Linked DNA regions of Mus musculus: region 2 is linked to region 1. Evidence: chromatin loops called from intact Hi-C (ENCODE). Cell type or tissue: left cerebral cortex. All regions are shown on one strand. Links, peaks and the distances in the headings refer to the core of each region. The heading gives the core; the rest is flanking DNA. Region 1 holds the start of Syncrip (synaptotagmin binding, cytoplasmic RNA interacting protein). Region 2 holds the start of Morf4l1 (mortality factor 4 like 1).

Region 1 (2,894 bases), core at 216-2,715:
GCTCTTTCATCTAAATCACTATGTGCAACTAGCCCTGGAGAAGAAAAAATTTAGTGAGTTATCACCTTTTAAATTTTCTAAATTATTTCATCAGAGTCCTGCATTGGGTAATACAGGTACACATATGACAATGATTCTACCCTCCTTGCCCTCCCCTTATCTACATAATGAAAAACATACTAAAGTCCTCTTAACCACACAGAAAGGAGTCAACGTATTATATCCTGTTTTTGTGTCCAAGTAGTCCTGAACACTGCAATATTTCTACAGTAAATATATAGGCCTACAAATCCTAAAGTCAACCAACACAACACCAAGTGTAACAACTGAACCTCTCCTCAAAGTCAAGAACCACTAGAAAAAGGAACCACCACACCAAGAAAGACAAGAACTAGCCTACAGTTACCAAGTTATTAAACAAGAATCCTGCTATAAAAATACCTCAAAAAGTCACATGGGCTCCTCTCAACATTTAGCAGCTGTTGCTACTATCATATACTATCCATCAGGCCAGACAGCCTTCCCCTAGGGAGGTCTATTCCCCCATTTCAGCCCTCCCTCTACACTTTAACCTCTAAGCTCAAACCTAAATTAACCAACTATCAGAACAAGGCAAAGCTCCAGTTCCCACGTTTATTGGAAACCACAAAAAGTTGCTATTTTAGCTCAAAGCCAGAAATCCAATAGAAAAATTTCATAATGTTATTTTGCAAGTGTTAGTTCTTACCTGCAACGTAAATTTCATCTAGTTTTTCAGCAACTTTCTGTGGTAAACCAGCATCAAGCAATGTCTGAAAATTTTCTGAATGGATAACTGCTGAAGTAGTATCCATGGGCTCTTCAGTACCATTTCCATTAACATGTTCTGTAGCCATGTTTCCAGAGATCTGTTCAAACGCAATAAGCAAAATTAAACTAGGATCTTCAAACAGAATAGAGGACAATGACAGTCCCAATCTTTACTTTCTCTACCACTTAACTACAACCAGCCAGCCTGAACCTCCCTTGAAAGAAACCTTAAAATCACTATCGCCTGACAAGCCAGATTTTGGAGCTCGGGTACAGAAGGACCGATTCACTAGATTCTTCCTGAGCACCACCCCTGACTTCACCTGCTAACACTCACTGAGAAAAACCTTATTACAAATGAAGCCCAATCAGCACAGCGACCGGCCCAGCCTGCCACATGCAGCAGTTCCAAAACGGAGAATAAGGTGTGTGAAGCAAGCAACGCTGGGCTTGTCTCTCTCCAAGGTAAACCAGAAAGTGCGCTTTTCCCGCCTGCCGCTTATAGATCAGTAACAACAGCCAGCGAAGAACAAAGCGCTCACACAAGCCACCTTCCCACCACCCAATTCCTCCACCCTTCACCCCCACACCCCAAAGCCCGCCCCCGACTCCGCACCCGGAGCGGCAGCCTCGCCACTGCGGCCGCCAGGAACCCATTAGAAACACGTGCTCTGCGCCTTCAAATGTCCTACAACTTCCTTCAACGGAAACCCACCGAGTACCGGGCCAAGACGGTCATCACCGCCTCCCAACATCAACCCGCAGTCGCGGTGCGAGCCCCCTGAACCGTGCAACCGCACCATCTCGCCCCTCAACACTGAGGCCGCCGCGGCGCCAGGCCACGGGCTTTCCCCGCCCCCCAGCGCTGCCGTCTCCGCCGTGACACATGGCTCTCCGCCCCGGGCGCTCCCGGGCGCCCGCGACCCCCAGCCTCCCGCACCCCTCGGTGCAGTGGCTGCGGCGCCGAGGCCGACAGCCCGCGCGGGGAGGGCGTTCCGCCGCCAAGCACACGCCCGCGGGAGCCGAGCACCGCCCAAGCCCGCCGGCCGGTCGCGGGACAGCACCCCGCGCCTCTCCGCCCACTCCCGCGCCGCCGGCCACGACAGCACCAAGTCCGCCGCTCGCGCTCCGCGCGGGCCATCGGGCTGTCGAGGCGCCTCCTCCCGGAGCGCCGCAGACAAAGCCCAGCCGCGGCTGCACATGGGGAGAGGAGGAAGTGGCGGCGCGGCCGCGGCCTACTCTCCGGCAGCCCCGGCCAACGTGCTCTTCTCTCCCCCTTGGAATCCATTTTCCAGAAAAGCCGGTTTCTCCCCGCGCCGCCCTCCCCCAAGCACCCTCCACAATGTCACGGAGCTCCCCTCCCGGACCCGGGGGCCCGCGGTCGTTACCTCCCCGCGGGGCTGGGGCCGAGGAATCCTGTCCGACCGGGTCGGCTGGCGGGGAACGCGTGCTCGCTGCTCCCTGTGTCCGGCGCGAGTGGAGCTGTTGTAAAATGGCGGCCGAAGCTCACGCCGCTGGCAGCAAACCCGATCCAGTTCCACTCGCCTCCGAGCGCGCTCCCGGTGCGCGCGCGCCCCCGCGTGACCCCCCTTCCCTCCCCTCCCTGGCGCGTCCGCTTCTCTCCCTCACTCCCTCAGCTCAGCCCCTGCCCTCCGACAGCTCCTCCTTCTCCCCTCGCCACCTCCGCCGGCCGCTAGCCGCCCTGTCCTCTCAGCCTTCGTCCTTCCTTCCCTGCACCTCCTCCCCCAGCTTCCCCACTCCCGTCCGCGGCCGCTCACACACGAGTGGCCGCCCTTCTTCCTCTCTGGCTCTCTCTGGCTTCACGCCCTCCCTCGCTAGCTCTCTCTCGGCCCCGTCCCCAGTCCCTGCCGAGTCGCTCTTTCTCTCTCCCGCGCTGACGTGACGACGCAGACGACGCCGCGGGACGCGCGCCCGCGAGCCCCGCCTCTCGCCCCGCCCCTAACTCCCGGTCGGGGGGGGGGGAGAGACCCCGCCCTTCCGCCGCGGCGACAGCGAGGGGCCGAGTGAATGAGAGACCCGCCCTCTGTGCGGACACTCCCTCTCGCTCCGCGGGCGGGGCCGCCGGCTCGGCGTGTCCCACTCGT
Region 2 (2,894 bases), core at 107-2,606, 1.6 Mb after region 1:
CACTCCAGGTTATCTTTTAAACTAATCTGAAATACCTTTTTAAAATTGGCTGCTTCAGCTAAAAACTACACTAAGTAAGGCTCTTTGAATAATGAAAATTTACACACACACACAACTAACTAACTGATGTACATCAGTCTAACAAGTGGAAAGGACAAATTAAGAAGGCAGTTCTCCATCCTCAGATCCACTCTACTCTCAAATGACAAAAATCTTGCCCTGGGCTGATGAATTTTTTAAGAACACACCACCACCACCACCACCACCACCACCACCACACACACACACACACAAGGAACTGAGAAGCATTTCTATTCCCAGCAGGCCCAGTTCCTGGAAATCCAATGCCGCCTTCTGGCTTCTGAGGATACTCACACACATAAAATAATGCAACACAAACATCAACAAAATGGAAAGTTACCACCTTTCACTATCAAAATTCTACCAAGATTTCAAAATAATCCCATCAACACTGTTTCCTTTCTAGATGTTCTCTGGGTTATTATCAACCATTCTTGATTTCTAGTTTCTAACATCAACCAAGGATTTAAGCTTTTGTGCTCTGACAATCAGAAATCTATGGGCCTCTTGGCATGCTCTGCTACATAAAACATCAAATTACAAAGGAAACCAACTGTTTCGCAGAGTTGGCAAAACTACAGTGTACACCATCTTACACTATCTACAAGTGAGGACCAGCCAGCTCAGTGTCTTCCATAGTAGCTAACTCTTCACACTAGTTTTTGAGATGGTCGATTACTTTAGCTGTAGCTCACCCATGGGCTGACTGGACAATGAGCTAACAGAGATCCATCCACCTGCGCAGGTCTCCACACTCCCTGAACCTCCACTGGGTATAGAGCAACACCCCGTTCCCCATACACACACAAGAGTTTCTCTGTATAGTTCTGGATGTCCTGAAAAGCTCTAAGTAGACCAGAATGGCCTCAAACTCAGAGATCCGCCTGTCCTTGTACATCGATTAATTAAAACGTTTCGATTTGGAACTTGAGACTTTTAAAAGTCTGGCACTTTACTGGTTAAACATCCTAGAACAGGAGTTACGCAAGCGCCTGGACCCAGCATGTATGATGATAAACACAGACGGCCGTATCTGGCAGTAACAAGTTTAAAGTGTTCCTTTTTATGCTTATAGTTTTATTTCCTTTAGTATATCAGTAAATCACCTCGACAGATGAGTTGTGAGAACCGAGTAACTGCTTTCCATTAGCAGTAACCGTTCATCAGCAACGTTCTCAGTCAAAGCCAACTAATAAGCGTTAGCTTTCAAATCGCCATTAAAATCGAATACTACTACAACCAGTCAAGCAACTACTGTATTTAAAAATGACAAAGAGGCCATGCATCTCAAGATGGAAACGCCCTAAGGAGGAACTAAAAACTGTTTCCACGAGAACCGCTCGGCAGAGCACAGAGTACTTAAAGGGCCCTGGCGCACAGCTCCAAAAACAGCAAAACGATGCCCTCAGGCAACAGCAAGCCTAGGAACTCGCTCGGGCGGCTCCAGTTTTATTTTTTTTTCTGTCCCCACCCATCACTCAGAGGCAAGAGGAGGAACTGGTCTGCGCGTGATCGCCGTGCCAGGGGGCGCTGCATCTGGCCCGAAGCTGCGTGTAAGCTGCGAGACGCCGGCAGCCATGATGGCGCGGCCATCTTGCCGCGGCCATCTTACAACGCAGTTCTCCCGCCGCGGGGCGCACAGCCCACCCCCCATCCCCTGTCCTCCCAACAGCAGAACTCCACACAACGCCGAGACAGAGCCGCTCGTTTGTCCAACAGCCTCGAACCTTCGGCCCACAGTCGCCCGCGCGGCCCGCGGCCGAGAGCTAAGCGGGGAGGATGCGCTGCCGCTGCTCCCCTCCCCCACGCCACATCACCTCCCAACCGTCGCCGTCGCCATCGCTCACCCGCCCGCCGGGCACCTCCCTTCAATAGACTTTCTCCGCTCTCGGAAAAACAAACAAACAAGCGCCGAGGCTCTGCCACACGCACGGAGATGCCCTCGGCCCTGGCCGTGGCCGGGGGCTCGCTTTCGCGCCACCGAGCACTGTCGCGGATGACGCACTGAGATTACCCTCCGCAGTGCGCCTTTCCCCCTTACAAAGCAAGGCCTGCACGGTTTCCCCCGGCCGCAAGCCCCGCCGACCCCGACCCCCAAACCTCCAGCGCCCTGAGTCAGCCTCTCTCCCGTGCACCGTTAGATGCCTCTCCCCAAAGCGGCACACTCACCCTCCTGGAATTTCGGCTTAGGGTCCTGCTTGGGCGCCATTTATAAGTGATTCGCCGCCTCCTCCTTCTCCCACCACCCCCGACTACCGCCCCCTACTCTCTACCCCACCCAACTCAGCGTCAGACGCGCCGTCGGCCACAGCCAGCTCTACATCCTGGGCGCGATTTGCCAGCGCCGCCTGACCTCACAGCACCGCGACCCGCGCAGCCGCCGCCTCAGCCAACGGCTAACCGCTACGCACACAAGCCTGCGCCCGTGCCGCCCAGAGGCATGCCGGGATTGGTAGTTCGACCTCGGATGACGCCAGCAGGGTGGGGGAGGGGAGTGGGAGACAATTGCCCCCCCCCCACGCCCGCGATCCACCACCGCCCCTGTCCCCAACCCCAGCCCTCTAAGTATCCAGACCCCAGAGGCTTGTTAAAACCCAGATTTTTATTTTCTGTAGGTGACAAAGAGGAAGGAATAAGTAAATCACTAGCTAGTGACGAAAGGATGGGAAAAACTCAAGGGGGGCAGATGCTTAGATAGGAAATGAAGCCAGGTAAATGTGGTGGGGTGTTGAAGTGGCCTGAGGACAGGACTGTCTCTGCAGCCTGAGTTCCACGGCATCACCAGGACTTGGCCTAGGAGAGCGCTGGAAGCC

The links. A loop is a pair of places that touch in the nucleus more often than their neighbours do. Peaks named below come from ENCODE experiments on the same cell type or tissue, not always from the same donor. Only the 100,000 strongest peaks of a DNase experiment are listed, where the experiment ranks them.
Region 2: it touches region 1 in a loop (7-fold over the local background); 2 of 42 quality-filtered maps call a loop at or near these places.

What each region holds. Positions count from the first base shown.
Region 1 is chr9:88,479,879-88,482,772 of GRCm38, forward strand. Syncrip (synaptotagmin binding, cytoplasmic RNA interacting protein) reads right to left here and starts at 2,519. Exons shown (of 11, transcript NM_019666.2): 1 at 2,178-2,519; 2 at 728-887; 3 at 1-34. The coding sequence starts at 875. In left cerebral cortex, for the core only: no CTCF peak of the experiment used is centred there; DNase peaks (open chromatin) are centred at 1,415 and 2,121; H3K4me3 peaks cover 2,176 bases; H3K27ac peaks cover 1,235 bases.
Region 2 is chr9:90,112,286-90,115,179 of GRCm38, forward strand. Morf4l1 (mortality factor 4 like 1) reads right to left here and starts at 2,535. Exons shown (of 12, transcript NM_024431.3): 1 at 2,251-2,535. The coding sequence starts at 2,290. In left cerebral cortex, for the core only: a CTCF peak has its summit at 1,602; DNase peaks (open chromatin) are centred at 995, 1,608 and 2,453; H3K4me3 peaks cover 2,236 bases; H3K27ac peaks cover 1,696 bases.